Linked DNA regions of Mus musculus: regions 1, 2, 3, 4 and 5 are each linked to region 6. Evidence: chromatin loops called from intact Hi-C (ENCODE). Cell type or tissue: heart. All regions are shown on one strand. Region 1 overlaps Stau2 (staufen double-stranded RNA binding protein 2). Region 2 holds the start of Ube2w (ubiquitin-conjugating enzyme E2W (putative)). Region 3 holds the start of Eloc (elongin C). Region 4 holds the start of Rpl7 (ribosomal protein L7). Region 5 holds the start of Tmem70 (transmembrane protein 70). Region 6 holds the start of Stau2 (staufen double-stranded RNA binding protein 2).

Region 1 (4,000 bases), 79 kb before region 6:
TTAAAACTCAAGATTTTTTCCTCCAGAGGAAATTATTAAAATTAGTAAATATCTTGGTAACCTCTTTTAATGAAAAATTAGAACAGAATTGTAATATGGTTGAGTAATATATTATTCTTAATTGTAATATTCCTCCTGTAGTGATCTACATCTAGGAAATAACAGAGCTATAAACAATATTTGTAAATAAACATAATAAACCTATTTCTATGATGCTATTTATGTAGGGTATGTGTCTATAATCCCAGGGAAGGAGGTAGACACCAGCTCAGGTGTCAGAACAATGTACACAGGTGAAAATACACCTTGCCAGATGAGGCCATCTATAGCCAGCTCTAAAAGGCTCTAAAAGAACAATTATATGTCACATGGTCTCTACGCTGGGTGAAAAAAGTACCATATCGCACACACAGATTAAACAAGTTAAGAATCAGCCATACTATTCAACAATTAAGAAAGAGAGAACCCAGATATAAGCAGTATTAATAAATCTCAAAACAGAGCAAGAAAACCATCGGTTACAGTAAAAGAAGCCAGAGAGATTATGTGCAGCACATATTTATATGACAGAACTAATCTGTGGCAAGAGATTGAAGATCACTTCTGGCAAAGGGTGTGTTGTGAGCATGGAAATCTAAGGGAACCCTGCCATGATGGCAAATCCATCAAGACACACTTAGGTTAAAAGTCAGTGAAGAGAGAACAGATGCATACATACATGAGGTCATCAAGATATACACTGATGATCTGTGCATTTTATTGTACATATACACATGTATTACAGAACAACTCAATTTCCATTAAATATGTTTATACACAAAGAATAATTTAAAGTAAATCAAAATATTTACAGTAGCGAGCTCTAGGGTAGCAAGATATTTCTATTTCTTTACCATCTAGCATTTTCTACATTCCCTATGATTAGTTTTGTATAAGTTTTACAATAAGGATTGTGGTGGTTTGAATAAAAATGACCCCCATAGGTCTATAGGGAAAAGGCACCATTAAGAGGAGTGGCCTTGTTGGAGTAAGTTGCTGGAGGAACCATATTACTGACTCTTCCTGCTGCCTGTAGATCAAGATGTTTGTAAGCCAGCCCCAATTAATGCTTCTCTTTATAAGAGTAGCTGTGGTCATGGTGACTCTTCACAGCAATAGAACCCCTCACAAGAAAAGAGATCCTGTTTTTATTTTGAAATTTCTACACTCTTGTAAAGTTGCACTTGAACTATCACAACTGTGCCATATGCAACAAAGACTTAGTAAAGCCTCTCCAAAGAAGTTGCTATAAATCACAAAAATGCAAGGCCATTAACGCAGTCATCAAGTCAGGAAAGGCAGACACCAAGTGTACTGTGGTGAGGGAGTGAGAATGCTGCATGGCGGGTCCCGAGGCTTGTGTACATTAGCAAAGAAAGCTTCTGAGGCTACAGAGTTTTGTTTCTGTTCTGCCTTTAACTTCCAACACACTTGGTGAGTCTGGTTTATCTAAACTCCCAAGATGCCCAAGGTCAATTGTGTTCACAATGCAAATATCCTTAGAATGTCAAAAACGTCTGCAATATGCATAAAATAGTAAATAAGAACAAAACCAAAGAAGACATACAAACCTCTGATTGTACATGCCCCGGAAGTTGTAGTTAGCTCTATAATTTGGGAATGGCTTTGGATCTAGTGGCCTGTAGATGGCAGGCTCTCCCCTTTTCATAGCGAGCCCATTCAGTTCCACAGTTGGAGTTATACTACCTGTTTAAAAACATTAGAGATACACAGGTGAAACATTGTCACAACAAACCACACCAGCTAGACTTCAATTAGTAATCTCTGAAGGAGGGGGAGTGGAAGGCCTCTCCACACAGTTCTCTAATTAATATAAACAAAGTTTAAACTAAGTTTTAGCATTTTCTGTACTTAAAAAATTCAACTGTATAGTCATATTATTTAAAACCAAATAGTAACTAGTTTGGATATCAATTTTATAAATACCCCAGAAATGTATGCATATTTAATCATTAAAAATATCACCTGTTAATAATTTTATTTATTTATTCATTGCTAATCAAGGAAGTAAACATTAGCAATTAATACAGGGTTAGCAGTAATGCTTTGACTTATCTGATGATAATCTGTGGGTGAGACTTTCAAAACCTAAAATGCCATCTAATCCCAGGAAATACCAAAAAAACAAACAAAACCCATACAGTCAGTACCTATAAAACCCACCAATGTGCCACCAGATGCCTAAGCATCACAATATAAACCACTCAACAATAAAGCAGACCAGACCCGCTTGCTTTCACTCTCTTCCTTTCCTTGTTTACTTTTTAACATAACAAAACGGTGTGTATTCTGCCCTACCTTTCATTTAAGAAAATAAGATATAAGCATTTATTTGCTTTTTTTAAGCATAAAGCCAAAACTGAGATTTTATTCATAATTACACAAAAATTTCCGGGGGTGGGGGGGAGAGAAACCACTAAAATACAAAGGAAACACAATCTAATTGTGAACTGAGTTTGTGATTTAATGAGAAGGAAATTTTTAACTAATTTTTAAAAATACCAATGAGATTTACTCAAAAAAAAAAAACAGAACAAAACAATCTCAAACTGTTTTCCATATTCATATTACCAGAAGTATGAATTTTAATAGTAACATACTTTAAATTCAAATAAAATTAAACCAAAATAGAGACAAATATTTTTAAAGAAAAAAAAAAAACACAAGTGCACTAAAACTAAACTAAACTGATGGCCTTAACTGTGCAAGTTAATTATTTTAAACGACTTTAAAGACAGCAAAATATTTGTAGCCTAAAGAAAAGGAAATTGAGAAATATTTCTAGCAAACATGCTACTGATGTCAGTACTATTATTACATTATTATACATCCAAAGATAGGTGCAAAACAAATTAAAGTACAAATAACTGTGTTTATGTTAGAATCAGATAATGAAATGTAAAAATCAAATACATGAATTAATCTAAAATATGAATCAAACGTGTAAGTATCTGATGTATCTCTCTCTAAAAACAAAAAGCAGAAGAAAGGTGGTGAGACTGTGGCAGGCTGCTGGCGTAGTGTGCTCAGAGCCTTGGGTTTGATCCCAACGCCATCTGAAGCAGGAATGGTAGTACATGCCTGCAATCCTAGTGCCTGGAAGTATACAAGAAGAGCAGACATTCAAGCTCATCTAAGCAACACACTGACGTAAAAGCCAGCCTGGGCTCTACCACAAAAGTAAATATAAAAAAACTTTAAAGGAATATGGTATTTCCCAGCTCTATCTACTTAAGAGAGGCCAAGCAATGTGTTAGTAACGAAGGCAGCCAGCACATCGAGTGTAGCTTATAAGTGTCACTCCCCATTTAAAGCATGCACACTCCCACAGGAACATCCTTGGAGACATGGCGGATTCCAGGTCTGCACATGATGCTAATGAAGGGAAAGGATCAAACCCTTACCTTGCCTTTCCTGAATAAACCGTATTTGGAATAAGATGGTAAAAAAGAGGAACGTTCATCATATTAGCTGGGATTCCAGCAAAAGGAATGAAGTCCGCCCTCCCTCCCCCTCCCCCCACCAAAAAACAACCAACCACCAGTTTGTTAACTGGTGATAAAATACTAGATATTCTAGACAACAGCAGCACACTGCTACTGTCACCTATCCTAACGTTACTGGAACTTGCTAACTGATTAACTGGACCAATAGCACCAGAGGCCATGGATCAATCTTAAAATCAAGAGACCACCAGAAAATGTCTTCTGATCCAGTGCACCAAGGCGAGCATTGCCCACTGGGGAGCACTGCCAGGGACATCAAGCCTGAAGCCATGCAGCCTTGTTTTCAGTTTTAGGTCCAGAAAAGGCTCTACGACACACAGGTGGGCAGTTGGCGAAGACAGCATGCAGGAAACTACACAGAACTCACGACCCAGTCCAGCAAGCAACCTGCACGCAGAGCAAAGCTGGGAAAGCTCGTCTGTAGAGCAAAAGCA
Region 2 (4,000 bases), 100 kb after region 6:
ATTAAGAAATAAGAAATAAATCTGTGTCAAAATGCTACTATTTCCAGGAAAAATGATCAGATACTTTAAAAGAGATACATATAAAAGGTCAAGATTTAACTTTAGAACAGAAAGGATCCGTTCCCACTCTAATCCAACAAAAGAAAGACGCTGCTACTCTTCCACAGCACTGCCTGAGGCATAGAAACAGGCATAAAAAGCACTTTCCCCCACTGCTGAAGACAAAGTAAATTCCAAAAATAGCAATCTCTTACAAACAAATCTGCCTTTTCCAAAAACTAAGTATAAAAGCTAACCAGCTCTCATGCCAGATACAATCCCAGTGTGGATTTTAATCTTCATTTTTAGTCTTAAATAATGCCTGTATCTTAAGACAGATCACCGTCAAGTGTTAGTAACAAATAATGTCTTAATACAGATAAAAATCTTAAAGCAATCATATAGCCCATCTGCTGTCAACTGATGTTCCACAGTTCCTTTTTTGGCCTCAAATGATGAAACTTCTCTAACGTCTCTGGGGAGACTAGTAAAGTATAACGTTTCCTGAAATTGTTCTTGTTTCACTGCACCATTTCGTGACACCTCTTCACCTAAGAATGCTACTGCAGGAAAGGCCAAAAGTACAAGCAAATGCAAAAAGAATACCATAAGGAAAGCTGATTGAAGGAAGATACAGGGGAAGGAGGGAAATGCGTAAGAATGCAAACCATTGCTAGCAGAGAAGCGCCAACAACGAGATCTTGCTTATTCTTCTAGAAACAAAAACCAAAAATTCTAAGGAAAATGCGGATGTTACTCGAGGATGATGTTAAAACTCCAAAAAGCGTTCCGCTGACACGCTACAAGAGTTCTACTCTCTCTTCCTATGTGCTTTAACACCGCTAGCCCTATCTGCAAATTAAATGCCGGCTATAGATAATGCAATCTCTAGAAACTACAATTGTGGTTGCCATCTTTGCCTGAAAATTTTTTCTTTTATTGGATTTGCAAGGGGGGGGGGGAATACATTAAGTTGGAAGCTACAAAAAACACCTTCAAGTCTGACAGAGCACAGGTTAACAGGCGTCTCCTACCAAACTAAGGTTTTAAAGGTCTGGGAAAGAAAGGCAAAGGAGCCACGGCCTTACCAATCCCGCAAGGGTGGGGCATCGCAAGAAAAAAAAATTTAAGAGGGCGAGTTTCTATCGAGGCCGAGGAGCAGGCCCACGAGCTCGCACGTTGTGGTAGCACAGGACGCTGGGGACAGGGACGAAGGGCGGCTTCGAAGAAGAGACGTGGGCTGCCAGGGAATGCCCAGAGTGCGGGCTGATAGAAGGAGGCACCCACCGGGCACCGGATGAAGATCAGAGAAGAACGAGCATGAGTCCGGCGATCCGAGGCTGCGCGTGGGAGGCCGGGCAGAGGCCGCGGAGCGCCGTGGGCAGGCGGCCGTCCTCGGCGAGGGGCTCTGCCGGTCTCCGGCCGCCCCGACCGCGGGTGACGGCGGCGGGCACAGCTGTTTCCACCCCGCTGGGGAGCGCGAGGGGAAAAGCATCCCGGCGGTGGCCAGGGAGCCGAGCGGCAGGCATCCTCGCGTAGGGGCGCGGAGCGGAGCCCCCACCGCGAAGCGCACGACGAACTTCGCCCTTTCTTCCCCCTAAGCCGCCTTTATGCCACAACTTCGCGGCCGCTACTGTCCGCGGCCACCGGCCGACACCCCCGCTCGGCTCGCCGCCAGGCGATCCCCCGACGCCCCGAGGTCAGGGAAGGTCGCCCGGAGCCAGGCCCAGAGGTCTCGGACGCCGACCCCGCGCAGACGCTCACCTCGTCTCGATGGCCCCCTCGCCCTCCCCGCTGCAGCAGCTCCGCTCACCTGCATTGACGCCATGATGAAACCATCCCCCCAAGGCCAGCGAGGCCCGAGACGCAGGGGGCGGAGCCGCCGTGCTCGCGTCACGCCGCGGGGGCCCAACATCCCGGGCACGGGGGTGGAGTCGCCGATGGGAAGGGGCCCGCGTGTCCGATTGGCTAGCGCGCGGGTGCCCGGGGCGGGGCGGGGCGGGGCCAGGCCGGGCTCCCTAGGTACCTTGCATCCCAGCCAATTTATACGCGGGCCCACCCTCAGTGCTGGCGGAGGCGCTGCTCCAGGTCGGACTGAAGCGTTATGCCGAGGTCACAATGCTGTCCGGGCATTTGGCAGGGAGGGGATCTCATTTTGTTTTTCCAGCTACAAGTGTAAGATTTACAGCCCACCCCCTTCATATGTCTTTTTTACACCTACCGTGTTTTCGCTCCTGAGGCAGATACAACTTCGCCTGGAGATGCTTTCTGGTATTTGCAGACCTAGGAAGCTTCTACTTTGAGGGGCAGAGAGTCACAGGTTTCCCTATAGGACAGAATGAAAACTGAGAGCAGTGATCTTAAAAGCAAGAACAATTGGATTTGAAACGTGCTGGAAAGGGAAGGAGGGTGAATAATGGAGTTCCCTTTTGTGTGCAATTTTCTAGTTCCCTAACCCTCTAAATTGTAAAGTCCAGGTATACCATAAGAGTCGTTGTTACATCAGTCTTACTTTTGATTAACAATTTGACTCTAGCCGTGAAATCTCAATATAATGAATATAGTTTACGTAATTTAATACTTAATACTTAATACTTAAACCTTCTGCCATGCCTAGATTTCTCTTCACCCTATTCTGTGGTGGGCAGTTGCATGATCAGACGACCTATGAGTGAGCTTGAGTAGAAATCGCTGAGCATACAGAATTTATTCTAGGAATGCACCAGTTCTGCCAGCATTTATCAGAAGTCACATTTTTAAAGCTCCTCCGGAACCAAAGATGTCGTTTACTTAAATACCAAACGAAAAATGGAAGCCAAAAGCTTGCACCTCATGTCCTGTCTCTAAAGGAATCAGAGAGGATGGCATGTTGAGTAGAAGGCTTTTACTTTACCCGGATGAAAGTTTAAATCTTTATTTTTATTGACTTGGCTTCATTTTTAGACATTTCTCTAAAATATAAATATAATGGTGATGTAGGTTATCACTCTCACACTTAAGCTAGAGCACGATGTTCCTCTGAGAACATCCGTAAGGAAATGTGTTCAAGAGAGGAAAAGATGTCTAAATCTGCCAGTTTTTCTGTGGTGTAATATTCAAGACGGTTTCTCTTCACCATGGAGGAACTTTTCCATGGGGTTTGCATGACTTGGAGTACAGGACTCAACCAGAAGCATATCCGCTATCAGTTCAGGTATGTCGTTACCATCACAACATGGAACAAAGTGCCCACATAGCCCAGTGATGAGGTACGCTTACAGGAAAGAGTCTCCACCAGGCCTTCCAGAGATCTTTGTCCCTGTGATCTCAGGCTGTAATGTACCAGCTAATGTTCATGTTGTTTTAAAAGTTGATTCTTCTCAAAGGTGTAAATGACAAAGGAGACTCTACAAACATGGCATTATGACCTCATCAAAGTAAATGGCCTACTAGACAAGGTACTCAGAAGGAAGAAAAGCAATTACACCTTGGTGTTGCTTACAGTAGAACTAATGTCAGGTTTCCACCTCACAGGTGTCCAAGGGATCTTCACGGGAGGCAAAGTCACATCCTAGGAAATTCTAAGCAGCTCATAACTACCTATCGTCTTTATTCTTTAATTAATACATAATAGGGTCTGGGGTGTATAGTTCACTGGGAAAACCTGTGGTTAACATGTAGGAGATCCTGGATTTGATCTCTGAGTACGGAAAGCAAAACAAAAGGCAAAAATATATAACAGACTGTTCGCCGACATACTCAGGAGCAAGGAGTGATGTAGAGGCTATTTTCAGTGAGAATAAGTGTTCCTAAAGCTCTTGACTGCCCGTTATTTGATGGAGATACTCACATTTTTTTCCCAGAACATGGCTTATTAGTGGATATGGCCCCTTAAAGTGGGATACTACGAAAAGGGGAAGTGGAAGTGAATCCCCAACAATAGGGAAGGAATTGACACAACCATGTTAGAAAAAGGCTCAGC
Region 3 (4,000 bases), 140 kb after region 6:
TCCTTTAAACCTCCCTATGATGTTTCTAGCTCAAACATCAAATCCCAAGGGTCTTTCCCTGTCCAAGGTCTTATTGATGTATCCCCTCCCCCCACTTTCTTTTTTATTGAGGGAGAGTCAACAGGGCTTTACTGGACCTCTTGGTTGACCTGGAACTCTTGTCAATCCTTTGCTTGTTTGAGCTTCCTGAATATTCTGAATAAAGGTTTACAGGTTTCTGACATCATGCCTATTTCTACACCAAAAACTGTGTGTGTAAATTTTCAAGTATTGGATGTCTTTGTCTTACTGTACTTAGTAAACTATCAAAGCATTTGGAGTCTATTAACATATCAAAGCATACATGCAAAGACTTTCCTATTACATTCCAATCTGACATACACCCCTGCACAAAACCCCAATCTTTCCCTGAAGCAATAAGACGAAGATCTGCGCAATTTCTTAAGAACTTAGTATACAGAGAAGTAAACTATCACCTTGCTTCTATACCATTGCCTATGTACACTGCAGCATTCCTATCTTATCTAGCAATGAAGCAGATTTTCTCCATTTGAAATAGATACCATCTGGGTGTGGTGATCTACTCCTTCAATCCCAGTGCTTGGAAGCCAGAGGCATACGGGCCATGCAAGTATACATGGTCGAGTTTCAGGCTAGCAAGGGCTACAAGTCTCAAAAAAGAAATGGATTTTTTTAAAAAATAGCATTATGAGGTAATAAACCAACATTTCTTGTGTGTGTGTGTGTGATGCTGGAGAACCAGCCCAGGGTCTCTGGACATTAGGCAAACATGCTACATCAAATTACCGACCCAGTCTGGTAATTAGAGAAATATCATATGAAGGATGAGAAGCCATTTATAAATTAAATAGGGGGATGAAGATATGGAGTAGTGGCACACAAGAGTGCGGACTCAGTGTAGTTGAGGTCCAAGGTTAATCCAAGCAAGTTGAAAAGATAAGAGCCAGCATGGCGGCTACACCTTTAAAACTAACAACTGGGAGATAGGCCTGGTGGGCCACACATTTAGACCAGACGAGTTACTGAGTACAACTTCCATGTCATCCAAGAGTACTCAAAAAATTGATAAATAGAAATATAGAAACCCCAAATTACTATAAATTAACAAACATCCATGATATAAAACCACAACAGTTTACTCATCACTGAAGATTAAATCCACTTGTGAACTTCGACGGCTTAATAACACATAATATAAACGAGATCAAGTATTTACCATCTTAGACCACTTAACAGAAAATAAAATTCAATTTGGGACTAAGAAGCAGATCTGGTAGTATGGACCAAGTTGTAAAACTATTTCAATTGCTTTCTACACTAGAAAGTGCAGAGTAGGCATGCTTGCACTAAATGACAAAACTTTCATGCTCACAAAACTGAAGAGTTCCTTAAGGGAAACTAAATAAATGGGCACTGTACCTGGCACTAGATAACTCCTTTCAGGCAAAAATGAGAGGTAGATAGATGCACAAATGAGCCAATGTACCCAGCCAGGCAGAAATTACCCAAGTTGTCCAGAAGGTAAACTTTCTTTCAGGGTCCTATAGCTTAAAGCGGCGAGGGCTCTCTCCTGGGTCTAGCGACTGATTTTAACAGTAAAACAAATACAAGCGCACATGAGGTAGGCAAAACGGAAAAGCGATCCGGCTGCCATGCTCTTAACTCCACCCTCCCCGCGCTCAGCCTGGAGGAGGCCCAGCCAGCCCGCACCTCCTGTCCTCTCCCCTTTCCAGACCCACCGAGCTGAGCTAGTTAAGGTCCCGCCAAACTCCTCTCCCCTCCCCCAAGCCAGGAGCTGGGGAGGCCGGAGAGACTCAGAGCTTCCGTTCCTTCCCCGCCCAGACGGGAAGGGGTGAGCAGAGGGATAACTAAAGCATCCAGTCCCAGCCGCACTAACTCTCCTAGCGAAATCAGATCCCGATTCCCACCATAGCCCGACACTCACTAGCCAGTCCCGCAGCTACCGCAGCCGTAACCCCACGTACCGCCACAGCCCCTATTCAGGGCCGCCCCCCTCCCACCCCCAGCGGCCTACCCCTGTGGGTTCCGGGGCACAGAAAGGAATTACTTCCGTCGCGTCACAGCCGCTTTCTGTAACGCGCGGGAGACTGGTACCTGGCAAGGCCGAGACGCGATCTGCCGGTAACTTGCGTCTGGAGGAAGTGCGTTGTGGGCAGTAAAACAGGCCCATTTAAGAGACATCGCTACCAAATCCCAACCAATGAGATGCTAGGACTTCTTGGTTCCCAGAATGCAGCGCCATCCGGATCCAATTTCTGCCGAGAAAAGCTGAGCCGGCGAGGCAGCAGTGCATTCTGGGATATGTAGTTTCTTACAAGGTTTCGGCTAGTGTTTGGTCCGAAGTGACACTGCATCTTGGGACTTGTGGTTTTCTGTGTAGCGCTGAAATTTTTGATGTCTTTAAAGCTTGTCTCAACCTCTTTGTTTAAAGTAATACACATCAACGGGCATCTTAACAAGCTCCCAATGTGTTTGCCTCATTTCCTCTCTTCCCGATATAGGTCAGTGTTTACTGAAATATGCCACGCCCACCCGTCCAGTTCTCGCTGCCTATCACCATTACTTAAATCAGGGCCCATTATTTCTGCTCCTCACCTCCCCAGTTCCACGCCCCCCTCAACCAAACCTTTTCATTGGCTTTTCCGTGGTTACCTAGGCACCTTTCCTAGAAAGCTGAAAAGCAGCTCAGTTAAGTTTCCTCTCTGCTGTTTTCATGGAGTGGGCTTGAAAACCTAGATTCAAGATACTCAGTTAATCAGTCGCAGCTGTGTAATAGTATCCCACAAAAGGAAGTATAGTATGTATGTGCTATTTGGAATTTCTGAAACTTCTCAAAGGGTTTTGTTTTTGAATTTTTGAGACAGGGTATTTCAGTGTTACCCTGGAACTACGAGTCCCAGACTAGCTATGTATTTGGGGACAATTCTATCTCCTTCCTTAGCCATCAGGCACAGTAATTTCCCTATGTAATCCTTGGCTGCCCTCCAACTCCAATTTATAATTCTGTTTCAGCCTCAAAGTGTTGAAACGACAGGTGTTGCCTACCATGGGTTGCTCTGAAAGTGTTTGTCTGTTTGTTTGTGTTTGTGTTTTTGCTTTATTTGATTTGGCAGCTATGTATGCTTTTATGGAATTGAAAGCAAAAATATAGCTGCGGCCTTGAATTAATTTTCAAAGGCTTTGGAGAAATAATGAAAGTGTTTTGGTTGTATCCATAATTCAAAGTAGTTTCATAGTAAAAGAGGCATTTGGTAGCAGAAGATAAAACTAAAGAAAAAAATATGAAAAAACTAAGTGAGACCTGAGTCTCCCTTTAGGCAGTAAGGGTGGGCCCGACTTCCATCGTATATCTTGACTAAAGAACCAAGGATAGGTTCATGCGGCTGGCTCAGGATTCCGTTGGTTTGTTTTAAGATTTATTTGTTTGCTTTTTAAATTTTATTTGTTTTTTTTTCTTTTTCTTTTCTTTTTTTTTTGTTTCTGTTTTTTGTTTTGTTTTGTTTTTGTTTTTGTTTTTTTGAGGCAGGGTTTCTCTGTATAGCCCTGGCTATCCTGGAACTCACTCTGTAGACCAGGCTGGCCTTGAACTCAGAAATCCTTCTGCCTCTGCCTCCCAAGTGCTGGGATTAAAGGCGTGCGCCACCACGCCCGGCATAATTTTATTTGTTTTTAAGATTTATGTATTTATTTATTATTTGTGTTTTTATGTATGAGTGCTCTATCTGCATGCCAGAAGAGAGCACCAGATCCCATTATAGATGGTTGTGAGCCACCATGTGGTTGCTAGGAGTTGAACTCAGTACCTATGGAAGAAAAGCCAGTGAGCATTTAACTGCCGAGACATCTCCCCAGTCCCATGGATTCCTTCTAAAAGGACACAGAAAAGGGAACTAGGTCAGACAACTGCGATAGGTTTTTGGTTGGGTCTTTTTTGTTTGTTTGTTTCTCTGCTACTGGT
Region 4 (4,000 bases), 410 kb before region 6:
GGTCAAAAAACTTCCTGGTGATGTATCACACACACTAGGTGCTCAGAACTACGTTAAAACTGTCACCCACTCAAACCGGCAGCATCTAGCATCTCCGTCGTTCCCGAAAGCTCTACTGGAGATGCAGCGTTCATGCCCACAACCTTCACGTTATACACACCTTACTTAAAGGTAAACATGTATGACATTAAAGAGATTTATGCCTAACCCCAGCCATCAGTCCTGGCCTGTGAATTGTTACAAGTTGTCAAGTCACACTGAAAAAACTGTACTGCACACTTTTTGGGTTCCAGGACTCACTGATCCTCGATCAAGTCTCAAGCTCCATATGCAGGAGGCTGCCGGTAAGCAGCCGGCTAAGATAACTTTAGCTACAAAGGATCTCGTTCCATGATTCCGCGGAATACATTCTACCGAAGAACGGACCTCCGCCCAAGTAGCCGGATCCGCAGTCTGCCCTCAGTTTGCTCCTGGTACTGCCAAGGCCTCCGCGCGGAGGCCCCCCGCACTCCCTCCTAGTACCACACGGCGTCACAAACACCCAGACAGGCAGGCAGTGGTTCCAGGCTACACTCAGATACAGGAAAAGTGAGACAAAATGCCTCTAGTTTGGGGGATGGAGAAGGATTCTGGGGGAGAGAAGAATCGACTTACGGAACAGCCTCCATGGTTCCAGCCGGAAAAGAAGAGAGAAAGGTGGCGCATGCGCACTGTCTCCTTAAAGGTCTCAGGGCGCGAAGCCCCACGCCTTATAGCTGTCCTGAGATAAGCCGGAAAATAATCTAGAATTGAGATTTTTGCACTTTGCTGGCGCAAAATGAACAGCTTGGCTTAGTCACGGCCAGCCAACTTTATGGTAAAACTCATCGGAAAACAAATGCACTGAATACATTTTTTTTTTTTTTTTTTTTTTTTTTAATGAATAGAGTGGGGACACCTCGTCAGCTCTGGGCTTAATTTCTCCAGGTTGCGTTGACAACCCTAGGGTCAGGCTCTGCGGAATTCGTTGGACCCAAAAGGCATGTTCAGGGATGTGAACTACAAGTCCCAGCATGCGTCGCTGCATAACCCGCGGGGCTGGAGGGCGACGTTGACCGACACTCTGGGCAGCCTTCGCGGCGGTGATTCCCATTAGGCTCACTAGAGTATGAGGCTTCACGTCCTCAGCGGCTAGCTGAGCTATGAAATCACTGTCTGTCACCTCCTCCGGCTCTCTGCGGCCCGTGGCCACGCAGCCCTGCTCCCCCACCTCGGCTGCGCTGCCGAGGTCCTTTTTCCGCCCGACTGCCGGGCTGTCTTCCGCAGCGCCTGATCATCGGCCGCCAGGTCCACAGTCCCTCGGTTGGCGAAAGCAGCGAGACCGGGAAGAGTGATGACCCGAAGGTCCGAGGAGGATGGGGGGGTTCGCTGCTGCGGGACCCGGCAGGCGCAAGCCACGGCGACCCTCAGCAGGGGGCGTGAGCCGCGAAGAGTGGCACGACGAGGGCGGGAGCCTTCGGCCGCGGTCGTGGAAGAGGGGCTGCCCCGCGCGGTGGGGCGGCCGGCGGGAGGGCGAGCGGGGAGGGGAGGCTGGGCCGGGGGCGGGGTGCGACCGGGGGCGGGGAGGGCCGAGCTGAGGGAGGGCCGATGCCACTGCAGCGGCCGGCGCTTCCCGGCGGTGGGTTATATAGCGCGGAGTGTGGAGCTACCTCAGAGCCGGCTGGGAACGCTCAGACGCTGCGGGGCCCCGTGCCCGAGTGACAGCGGCGCGAGTGCAGGGCAGGGGACCCGAGTCGCGCTGGCAGCTCGAGCGGTTGGCAGCCCTCGCGTGCGCCCCGCAAGTCGGCCCTTCCCGGCGCTGCCCGCACCCTCCCGCAACTTGAGTCAAGTTGACAACTCCCGCGTCCCGACGCATCCGCTCGGCGCACCCCTGTCCTAGGAAGACGGGGAGCCGCTGCAGCAGCGCCGGGGACGTTCGGGCGGCGGCGGCTTGGCCATGAGGGCAGCGCGCGTCGCCTAACTCGCGGCTGTCACCGCCGCTGCAGCGGGACTGGACGGACGGACGGACGCTGTGGGACAAACAGGCGGCCGCCAGCAGGAGGCGCCGAGCCGGGAGCAGCGGCAGGCACAGCCCGTGGCCACTGCGCCGAGCCCGGGCGGAACTGGCCCCGCGCAATTCAGCCCCGCAGCACCTCGGGGGCGGACTCCGGGCGCAGCCTTCGCGTCCGGATCGCGGTGACAAGCGCCTCCGGGGCCAGGAGCTGGGCTGTCTGGCGCAGGGAGAGTGAGGACACGGTGCTGGGCTGCTGCGGGACCCGGGGCGTCGCGATGAACATCGTAGTGGAGTTCTTCGTGGTCACTTTCAAAGTGCTGTGGGCGTTCGTGCTGGCCGCGGCGCGCTGGCTGGTGCGGCCCAAGGAGAAGAGCGTGGCCGGCCAGGTGTGCCTCATCACGGGCGCGGGCAGCGGCCTGGGCCGCCTCTTTGCTCTCGAGTTCGCCCGGCGCCGGGCGCTGCTGGTTCTCTGGGACATCAACACGCAGAGCAATGAGGAGACCGCAGGCATGGTTCGCCACATCTACCGGGACCTGGAGGCGGCCGACGCTGCTGCTCTGCAAGGTAATGCCTGTGTATTGTTGAGTCAAACATCTCCCCAGCCCGGAGGGTCTCCACTGCCTAGTGTCATGGGCAGCCTCGCTCTCCCGGAAAGGAACACCCCGCTGGTCTTCTGGAAGGCGAGTGGAATTTGCCCCTTGATAAGAGAGCAAGGTTTTCTGTGTTAGAAGACTGAAAGCGTGCAAAACATAGGAGATCCTGTTTCTTCGGTCCCAAGCTGAGGTTTCCTAAACTCTGCGAGTAGTGTAAGACAGGGGGAACTTGCTACCGCAGGTTTGGGTCCAAAAGTAATTTCTCAGTCTGATTTGCATGTGGCATGATGGGAAGATAGAGAGTCTTGAGAAGTTGTTTCCACAGTGGACTGAAACAGTTATCTGTTTCTGTGAGGTCTGAGCTGCTTAGACTTGGGCGCTATAGATCCTTTCACTATAACTTTAGCTCCTGGAAAATAATTACATTGTTTCCCCAGCCTTAAGTAAGTGCTTTAGTTACTAACCCTGAGTAAATATGAGTGCTTCCCTTCCTCTTGAGAAAGTGCTTTCTCTCGCCCCCCCCCGCCCCCCCCCCGCCTTTTGCAAAATTTCTCTCATGATTTGGAGGCACCCCAATCTACATCTTATGTGTTTAACAATTAGTTTGCGCCTGAAACTTTTTTAAAGCCTAAGTAGAGATCATGACCCACTATAGATACTGTTCTAGGAAAATTGGTGGCTAAATTGACTTGGGCTCCATTCTCCCATATACCTGTCATTTGTTACCAAACTTACCAGAAGCTGTGTGTTTTATGTAAGGTTCAAAATGTTACATTTTCAAAGCTAGTGTGGAGAGGCAACAAATTTGGGCATTTGTGCTCCCTACCCAATCTTAAAAGCAATGCTTTAGAGAAGAGATTTTGATTTCGATGCTGTTTGGACTCTAATGTGGTACACTTGCATATTATTAACCTCTAAACTTTATCTGTGAGATTAATTCTTAGGGGAATCAGTTTAAAATTAAACCAGTGACTTGCATTCTTTCATTAGAAACTGCTCATTCATTGCTTGGCTTTGAATGAGTTTAGATTGTTGCTTACAGTTTGGATTTGTGAGCCTTAAAGTGAATTTCTGTTTTGAGAGCAGAGCTCTCTCTGGCCACCAGCTTCCTCCCCACCCCCATCTGCAATGTGTGTTATTCTCTGGGCTGAGATCAGTTCTTTGCAGGTGTCTAGCTCCAGCAAGTTGATCCCATGTGGTCTACTTGTATTGGACTTGCCACAATTACATGACTTTCCCCTAAGCAAGGTTGTCCAGTAAATTGCTGTAATTCCCAAAGACTTTCAGGGGAGGAAGGCAGCTGTAAGCTGAATTATTGGCAGGCATTACAGTGTTAGAAATTTGAAGCTCACTGTAGTATTTTGCTTTGTATGAT
Region 5 (4,000 bases), 150 kb after region 6:
AGTAAACTGATTTTTCATCAAGATGGTTGGTATTTATTTCAGGCATTATGACCTGAATGTCTGACCTGACCTAGAACACAGAGATTCCAGTTAGAGGTAGTCTCGTGTATTTTTAGATGCATGTCCTATTACACATTTGCACCATGAGTTCCCAAATTTATGCCGTTACAGTGCTCCCTCTACTCCTGTCTAAGTCCTGTGCAATAGGCACTAAGTATCATCTGCCTTTGGGAGAAAGGTATAGTGTTGATTCAAAAAACTCTCACCTCAATGGAGAGAAAAGAGAACTTATTCTAGAACCAAATGAGTGATCATGGCTTGGAAACACAGATTTATGTCACCCCCTGTCCCCATGTTCCATGTTTCAACATGGAAGTAGTTTCATGAAGCTTTTTTATAGTAACAGAACAAAGAAAATCATCAGTCAAGACAGGTTTCTACATTAGTGGGATGGTTAGGTACGTTTTTTAAAAGTGGGGAAACCTGTTTTAGGCTTCAGGTGCTATTTGACAGTACTCGGAAAACTAATACCCTGTGCATTCCAAATGAAAGCTTGAACTCGGTGTGTTCCAGCTGAAGGTCGTGAAGATGTTAGGTACACAGGAGGACAATACATTAAGGCTACTAAGAGATCTGCAAATGGCCCATGATAAATTGGCTCTGGATTTGCAACACTGTAGATTCTTCTATGTCAGTCCGTGCTAGGCAAGATACACTCCCCACCTTGGACATGATGGGGGCTTTGTTTGTTTGTTCCTTTGGTTTTTGTTTTTGTTTTTTTGTTTTTTTTCGAGACAGGGTTTCTCTGTATAGCCCTGGCTGTCCTGGAACTCACTCTGTAGACCAGGCTGGCCTCGAACTCAGAAATCCGCCTGCCTCTGCCTCCCGAGTGCTGGGATTAAAGGCGTACGCCACCACACCCAGCTCGGATACGACGTTTTTAATGGGGAAAAAAAAAAATCTGTCAACAAAATCGAAAATTATGTGAAAAAATTCCATTTTCTCCTATCTCAGTGGTGGAATTAAGTTAAATCATTAAATCTTTTTTTTTTTTTTTTTCCCCCGAGACAGGGTTTTTCTGTGTAGCCCTGGCTGTCCTGGAACTCACTCTGTAGACCAGGCTGGCCTCGAACTCAGAAATGCGCCTGTCTCTGTCTCCCAAGTGCTGGGACTAAATCATTCATTCATTTTGTTAATATCATATCATAGCATACAAAGTATTTAAACATTATAACATTAAGTACCTTAAACTACATTCCTTTTGGGCTGATATGCTACAATTACTTCTGCGAAGCTAAATCATTTTCCCAAACCAGTTTTAGGACCTATAAAGTGACTTTCATGAGAACGAAGTATTTAACTAGGCTTCTGGTCACTGTCTTTTTCACATGCCTACACACTCTGTCCTTGCACACGGTCAAAAGCCGACCAAATACTAGGAATTCGGTTGAAGCCCATCATCTTAAGCAGGGAGTTGGGGTTTTGGGTCATTTGCTGCCTGGAACCCACCAGGTGGAGAAGGTTGCAGGCCGGCCGCATTTTCTGCGCACGCGCGCGCACCAATCCGGCCGCGTGTTCCGTTTAAGGGGCGGAGCCTCATCGCTCTTGTGGGGGCCACTGTCGAGCGGAGTCGCTTTTGGGTGTCCTTGGCCGCAGCTGGAAACTGACGGCCACCTTCTCCAACTCGCAGCATGCTGTTGGGGTTGGGCGGCCGGTGGGCAGCGGGCCTATGGCCGGGCCGGACGAGGACGACGTGGTGTGTGGCCGCCGCGCTCCGAGGTTCCGGGATCGCTTTCTGGCGTGCGGCCTCGCTAGCCGAGCCAGAGCGGCTCCGGAGCGGCGGGCATCTAGCGCTAGCCGAGTCTTGCGGGCCACCCGGGCGAGCGCAGGTCGGCTGTTCGTAGGCTGTGGTGGTGGGGAGCGGGCGCAGCATGGGGTCTGGGAACTCCAGTGCTGAGGGGACACTCCCGGTGCGGGCCTGGGAGGAGCAGGCCTCGACCTCGGGGTCCGCAGCTGCTGTCAATCCAGGGATTGATTCTCCTTTCGAAGGCTATTAAAGCACCACAAATGGTTCTTTTTGTTGTTTTTCAGAGACAGGATGTCCCAGTTTTGTAGACTCACCTGTCCTGAATTCGCTATATAGACCCGGTTGTCCTCGAAATCAGAGACTCGCCTACCTATTGACTTCCCATTCTAGGATTAAAGATTTGCTCTGCTGCGCAGGGACTTATTTCTTACTCTAGAGCTAAAGGTCAGAAGGGCGCTAAGTGCTAAGAAATTGATGCAGCACGTGGAGCTAGCCTCCTAAGTTGTGTTACTTGTCCGTTTTTAGGAATTTCTTTGATTACGGAGTGAAAGGTGGGGTGTGGATGTTATTGAACAAAGTACGTAGTATGTTAAACTATACTATAAAATGTAAGAATTTTGTGGGTTTTCGAGACAGGGTTTCTCATGTGTAGTCTTGGCTAACCTGGGACTTGCTCTGTAGACCAAGCTGGCCTTGAACTCAGATATCCCCTGCCACTGCCTCCAGAGTGCTGGGATTAAAGGTGTAGCTCGGCAAGAATTTTATGTATATTAAGCTACATTGTAATATATAAGAATTTTAAAAACTTTTAAGAAATGCTGAAAGTGGTAATTGAATTATTTGTTGTTAGTTGCTTGTGGGTGGGTTTCCCTGTGTAGCCCTGGCTGATCTGTTGACCAGGCTGGTGCTGGCTTCAAACTCACAGATAAAAGGTGTGTGCTATAGCCAAGGGTCTCGAGATATTGGACTCTTAACTGAATTTCAACACAAATTAGGCATACTTTTTACATTTTTAAATGTGAGCAATGTGAAATTCATTTTTAGATGCTCATTTATACATACTTGGGAAACTCCTGTTTCATATAGCTTTCAAGCAGTTTTTCAAGCAAGCTTTCTTGCTAAGAGATAGAAGGCCCAGGGTATGGTAGTGGCACAGACTTAAAGTCCCAGTGTTAGCTCTGGAGGCTCAGACAGAGGATCAGCATGAGCTTCATGGTCAGTTGGAGGCCAACATGGACCACATTGATGACTGGACTTGATCTTCAAAACAAAATGGGGTACAAGGTATATGCAAGGCTTTCAGGGAGACAGCCTTAAAAATGCTAGTTATTCATGTAACTAGTTCCTAAGTACTAACCACAGGGGTGGTAGGAGAAGCCTAGTCTGTGGAGGCTTTTGTCTTCAGGATGGGAGTTTGATCTCTGGACATGCCTGTGCATACGAACCCACCAAACAAAACAAAGCAAAACAAACCCCTCAATTTACAGTATTTTGCTAAGATTGTTTTTTGTTGTTTTTTGACTGGACTTGAACTCAGAGATTTACGTGCCTCTGCCTCCTGAATGTTGGGCTCAAAGACATGTACAGTCATGCCCTCTGTATTTTCTTAGATTATTACATTAAAGCAAATTTAAACAAATGTTTTTGCCTATGTAGTATCTGTGTACATACATGTGGAGGTCATCATTGACTGTCTTCTATCTCAATCTTATTTAAGATTTTTTTGAGGCCAAGTTGGCCTCAACTCAGATCAGCCTGCCACTGTCTCCCAAGTGCTGAGACAAAGGGCATGCACCACCACTGTGTAGCACGACTTTTACTTTATATGTATGGGTGTTTTGCTTTCATGTATGTGTATACATACGTACGTACATACATACATATGAACGAACCACACCTATCAGTGCTCATGAAGGCCCAGAAAGGGCATGGATGCCAAGGGCTTGGGTTGCAGAAGGTTGTAAGACACGTAGGTGCTGGGACTCTGAACCTTGGTTGTCTGGAAGCGCAATGAGCCTCTCCATCCTGAAGCCTGGTTTTAAGAGATAAGATCTCTGACTCTGGAGCTCTCTGGTTGGCTAGAGTGGCCGGCAGGAAGCCTGGGAATCCTCTAGGTTATTTGAGAGAATTCTTTGCATGGCATTGTAACAAGTTCTCTTTGTTATATTTAAATGAAATAAAAACAACATTGAT
Region 6 (4,000 bases):
GACCTCCACAGTCGTGTACAGGCTTGGCAACGAATGACTTTACCCAATGGGCCATCAAGACAGCCCTACCTATTTTTGTTATTTTGTAGAAAGTCGGTCTTCCCTAGAGCTTCATTCCAGGTAAGTCAAGTAAGGTAAAAATACAAACTTCAACCTTTTCCATGCTGAAGTATCCAGAAGCAAAGGGCTATAACATATCTGTCTTACCCACAAACAGCACAGGGGGTCTGTGTGTGTGGCTGAGTAAATGATAAATGGGCATCATGATAACAGGTGAATCTGGGTAGAGGAATAGACTGTTCTTTGTATTGTTCTTATTCTGACTTTACTGAAAGCTGAAATTGTATCCAACGGGAAGTTAAAAAATATATGCTACTAGAAATTTACCTACTTGAATACAAAACACTGTTTCTTAAGGAAACACAGTAATTTGTGAATATACTACACATGAGCAACAAATCACAACTAGACATCACTTTGGAGTAGATTTCATAAACTACTGCCATGCCATACCTTGAGACAGGTGCCCAACACTGACAGTGGCCACATAAACCATGCATGCAGTTGGGCATTACAGATATGCACACTTAATACAGGCCTGCAACAGATCCACAATCATATGATATTTAGGTTTTTCAGTAAAATAAGACACAAAGACCTGCTTTGTTAAAAAAAAATAGTCAGGTCTTAGTTTTTTCTTTTTTCTTGACTTGTGCCTTTCCTCTATAGTTCTATTCATGACAGTAAGTTGAATCGACTTAGAAAGGATGGGGAAGAAACATTCTACTGAACATTTGACAGTGTTACTATCTTTTTGCCTGCCCAACACCTTCTCTATTTCAAGTGTTAGCCCTCAGAAAACACAAGAATACATCAGAATCCAAGTTCTATTTGTATTAAGAAAGTTCCCTAACACTGGATAACAGATTTTTGGTTACTGTAATACATTTAAGGATCATCTGTACGATTTCTGTGAGATTTGGTCCCTTTTAAATTGCTTAGTGCATTCATACCTATTGGATGGTCCATCTCCACTCAAGTACTTCTAAGCTTTTTTGTGGCGGGGGGGGGGGGAAATAGGAGATAATAATGAAATCTGCTCATACTGCAAAATGTTGTACCTAAATAATTGCAAGGACTTCCAGACTTGGCCCCCACCCCCACCCCTCAGCGCACGCGCCCAACCAGACTCCCATTCCCACCCCCTACCCAGGTCTCCTAGTTCAATCGCCTTGACTGCCTCTGCGAAACTGGCCCGTCACTCTGCCCGGTCCCCCACCCTACAGAGACCCGGTCCTCACGGTAGATTCTGCGGCCAAGCTTTGTGTTTCACCCAACTCCCCACGCCCGGGCAAGGTCACTACCTCCAACTACTCCTTTAAGCCGAGCCGTCACGGTCCTAGTTCGCAGGAGGCTCGGCGGAACTTGCCTGTCATAGGGCTATATTTTGTCCCCTCTGCCCCACCTCCCTTCCCCATTTCGGCGAGTTACGTCTTCGCCACTTGCCCATTATACAGAAATAGCCACCGCCATCGCCCCGGCCCCGCCGCCCCCACGCCCCTGCAAGGCCCGGGTGACCTCCGCGCCCCCCGCCGTCGCGCCCGGCGCCCCCGCCCCGCCCTGCCCCTGCGGACACCTGTACGGCTCGCCGCGGCACACGCCCCCCCTCCCCTCCCCCAGGGCGGCCGAGGGCGGCGCGGGAGCGAGGCCGCGAGAGACGGCCCTGCTGGCTCCCGGCGCTCTGCCTCGGAACCCGCCGGCGGAAGTCAGGCCTGGCGGCGCCGCTCGCACCAGGATTTACCTGCGGGCCACGGACGCCCGGCAGACGGCTCCACATGGGCGAGCGCTCCAGAGCTCCGCCGACGCCGCCTGCTCCCTCCTCGGCTCCCGCCCCCCGCCTCCGCCTGCCGCCCTGCGCTCCCGCCGCGCCCTCCCGGGCCCGCGCCGCGCGCCCCCGCCTGCGCCGCCGCGCCCGCGCCACGCCGCGCGCCCCCGCGCCAGCTCTCTCTCGCGCTCTCTCTCTCCAGCTCGCTCTGTCTCTCTGTCTCTCTCCCCTTTCTTTCTCTGTCTCTCTCCTCTCTCTGTCTGTCTCTCTCTCTCTGTGTCTCTCCCCCCTCTCTTTCTCTGTCTCTCTCTCTCCTCTCTCTGTGTCTCTCTGTCTGTCTGTCTCTCTCTCTGTGTCTCTGTCTCTCTCTCTGTGTCTCTGTGTCTCTGTGTCTCTGTGTCTCTCTCTGTCTCTCTGTCTCTCTCTCTCTCTCTCTCTCTCTCTCTCTCTCTCTCTCTCTCTCTCTCTCTCTCTCTCTCTCTCTCTCTCTCTCTCTCTCTCTCTCTCTCTCTCTCTCTCTCTCTCTCCACCTCTCCCCGCCTCCCTTCGCGGTCGAGCGGCCATTGTTCGCCGCGCCGTTCCCGCCCCCTGGCGGCTTCTGGGACCCCCGCATCCCGGGGCGCTGCGGGGCTTAGGCCTGGGGTCTCGGGCCGCGCCGGGGCCCGTCCCGGGAGCTGCTGCAGGAGCACGCTGAGGGCGCCCGGCCCGCAACTGCGAAGGTGCTCCAGCACCGGCGGCTCAGCCTCTCCCGCACCCGCTGCCCCTGGGCTCTCTAGCAGCCTGTCCCCGACGCTCTGCTCCTACCTTTCCCGGCTCGCTGACTGCCCGCCTCTGCCTAGCTGGGGACGCGCGACCATCCCGCGTCCGTTCCACTGCGGTGCGACGTAGGATTCGGCGGATCCTGCACCTTTCTAGACTGGAGGAGGAAGAAAGGGGAGGAGGGTAGCAAGCAGCGCAAGCGAGCCCCCATCACCTGCTCCACGGCCCACATCATTCATCAGGAAAAAATGAATAATAAATATATTAAAGTTGTGTGCCCGTACCAAAAAAAAAAAAATCTTTAGAGCCAAAAATGAGGATCGTCTTAAAACACTGTCCTAGATCCTTGGTTTTTGAAGAGTGCTAAAAAACTCAAATTACTTGTTCTTTTGTCCTGGTTTAGATATGGGTTAGGTATGGCCAGATAACGTCAGCCTAGTTAAGACCAATGGATTTTAAATAAGTGGCACCAAAAATCATATGAAAAAGAAGTCTAGAAATAGAACTATTAGTGTATTCTGACTGGCATTATTCTTCCTGGGGTTTCCTTGGTATGGCTTGTCTGCCTGGGATATGTCTGTGAGCCCTGTGATTTCAGTCATATTTTAAAACCAACTCTACAAATGAGGCAGTATTTGTGGATCTATTACCTTATACACTGATTTACAATTTTTAAAGAGACAAAAACGTGATACTGTATGTATAGGCGAGATACCTGTAAAGCTCTCTAGCTAGAGCCTGACATCGTAGTTTCCGGTGATACAGTGTAGGCAAGCACTTCGTTTGTCTCTCATGTTTCCCGTGTGCCTTTCTCACTTTTCACTTCCACTAGTTTTCTCAAATATGTGGATTCCTTCTTAAATGGGGACCACCCCTTAATTAATGGTTTCTAGCTACTTGGGCCTCATTCAGGTGTTCAGTGATACAAACGACTACAGGCCCTTCACATCAGGGAAACAAGCCTTCCATGGCTGTTCTTTCCACAAGTTCGTTCGCTCTGCCTTCAATCTATTCTCTCTTCACTCAATGAACAGATTATGAAAAAATGTAAAAAAAAAAGCTGTCAGAAAATACCTCCTGGGGAAGCTAATTCCTTCCAGCAGACCACACTCTTCTCTTGATGCCCTCTTCTGTGACATTGCAAGTCTATTATATTGTTTGTTTTCTCGCCTGTCTTCTTCTGCCAAACACTGCATTGTTGTGGGGCTGGCTCCATCTCATTCATCTCTGTGGTCCCCGCATTCAACAGCAAGTGGGTGGACACTAAGTGGTTTTGAAATAAATTGATGTCTTTATATACTTGGAAGTGACTCTGAAGTGGTCACAAAGTGTATTTTCTTAGATTCCGATTGTTGAAGTTAACTGAAAACTTTATCTCTGCTGTAACTTTCTCTCCTAACATACTTTAAACCCCAA

The links. A loop is a pair of places that touch in the nucleus more often than their neighbours do. Peaks named below come from ENCODE experiments on the same cell type or tissue, not always from the same donor. Only the 100,000 strongest peaks of a DNase experiment are listed, where the experiment ranks them.
Region 1: a loop joins it to region 6, with 5 times the contacts of the local background. A loop is called at or near these places in 12 of 42 quality-filtered maps.
Region 2: a loop joins it to region 6, with 2.2 times the contacts of the local background. A loop is called at or near these places in 4 of 42 quality-filtered maps.
Region 3: a loop joins it to region 6, with 2.3 times the contacts of the local background. A loop is called at or near these places in 5 of 42 quality-filtered maps.
Region 4: it touches region 6 in a loop (4-fold over the local background); 7 of 42 quality-filtered maps call a loop at or near these places.
Region 5: a loop joins it to region 6, with 2.6 times the contacts of the local background. A loop is called at or near these places in 5 of 42 quality-filtered maps.

The regions. Positions count from the first base shown.
Region 1 is chr1:16,438,713-16,442,712 of GRCm38, forward strand. Stau2 (staufen double-stranded RNA binding protein 2) reads right to left here. Exons shown (of 14, transcript NM_025303.3): 5 at 1,611-1,746. Among named protein-coding and RNA genes, the nearest start is that of Stau2, 79 kb to the right of the region's middle. In heart, a CTCF peak has its summit at 1,683 (motif pointing right); no DNase peak of the experiment used is centred here.
Region 2 is chr1:16,617,385-16,621,384 of GRCm38, forward strand. It overlaps Ube2w (ubiquitin-conjugating enzyme E2W (putative)), which reads right to left and starts at 1,907. Exons shown (of 6, transcript NM_025773.4): 1 at 1,853-1,907. The coding sequence starts at 1,867. In heart, no CTCF peak of the experiment used is centred here; DNase peaks (open chromatin) are centred at 1,267 and 1,937; H3K4me3 peaks cover 2,465 bases; H3K27ac peaks cover 1,635 bases.
Region 3 is chr1:16,654,856-16,658,855 of GRCm38, forward strand. It overlaps Eloc (elongin C), which reads right to left and starts at 2,010. Exons shown (of 4, transcript NM_026456.4): 1 at 1,967-2,010. It overlaps D030040B21Rik (RIKEN cDNA D030040B21 gene), which reads left to right and starts at 2,697. Exons shown (of 4, transcript NR_037998.1): 1 at 2,697-4,000. In heart, a CTCF peak has its summit at 2,022; a DNase peak (open chromatin) is centred at 2,176; H3K4me3 peaks cover 2,855 bases; H3K27ac peaks cover 2,120 bases.
Region 4 is chr1:16,103,711-16,107,710 of GRCm38, forward strand. It overlaps Rpl7 (ribosomal protein L7), which reads right to left and starts at 723. Exons shown (of 7, transcript NM_011291.5): 1 at 655-723. The coding sequence starts at 668. It overlaps Rdh10 (retinol dehydrogenase 10 (all-trans)), which reads left to right and starts at 2,172. Exons shown (of 6, transcript NM_133832.3): 1 at 2,172-2,596. The coding sequence starts at 2,308. In heart, CTCF peaks have their summits at 546 and 2,076 (motif pointing right); DNase peaks (open chromatin) are centred at 711, 1,061, 1,321 and 2,101; H3K4me3 peaks cover 3,402 bases; H3K27ac peaks cover 2,835 bases.
Region 5 is chr1:16,663,617-16,667,616 of GRCm38, forward strand. Tmem70 (transmembrane protein 70) reads left to right here and starts at 1,575. Exons shown (of 3, transcript NM_027415.2): 1 at 1,575-1,889. The coding sequence starts at 1,692. It also overlaps the pseudogene Gm7654. In heart, a CTCF peak has its summit at 1,505; a DNase peak (open chromatin) is centred at 1,585; H3K4me3 peaks cover 1,708 bases; H3K27ac peaks cover 1,184 bases.
Region 6 is chr1:16,517,372-16,521,371 of GRCm38, forward strand. Stau2 (staufen double-stranded RNA binding protein 2) reads right to left here and starts at 1,931. Exons shown (of 14, transcript NM_025303.3): 1 at 1,802-1,931. In heart, CTCF peaks have their summits at 1,778 and 2,456 (motif pointing left); DNase peaks (open chromatin) are centred at 1,430, 1,840 and 2,520; H3K4me3 peaks cover 2,165 bases; H3K27ac peaks cover 1,706 bases; H3K27me3 peaks cover 304 bases.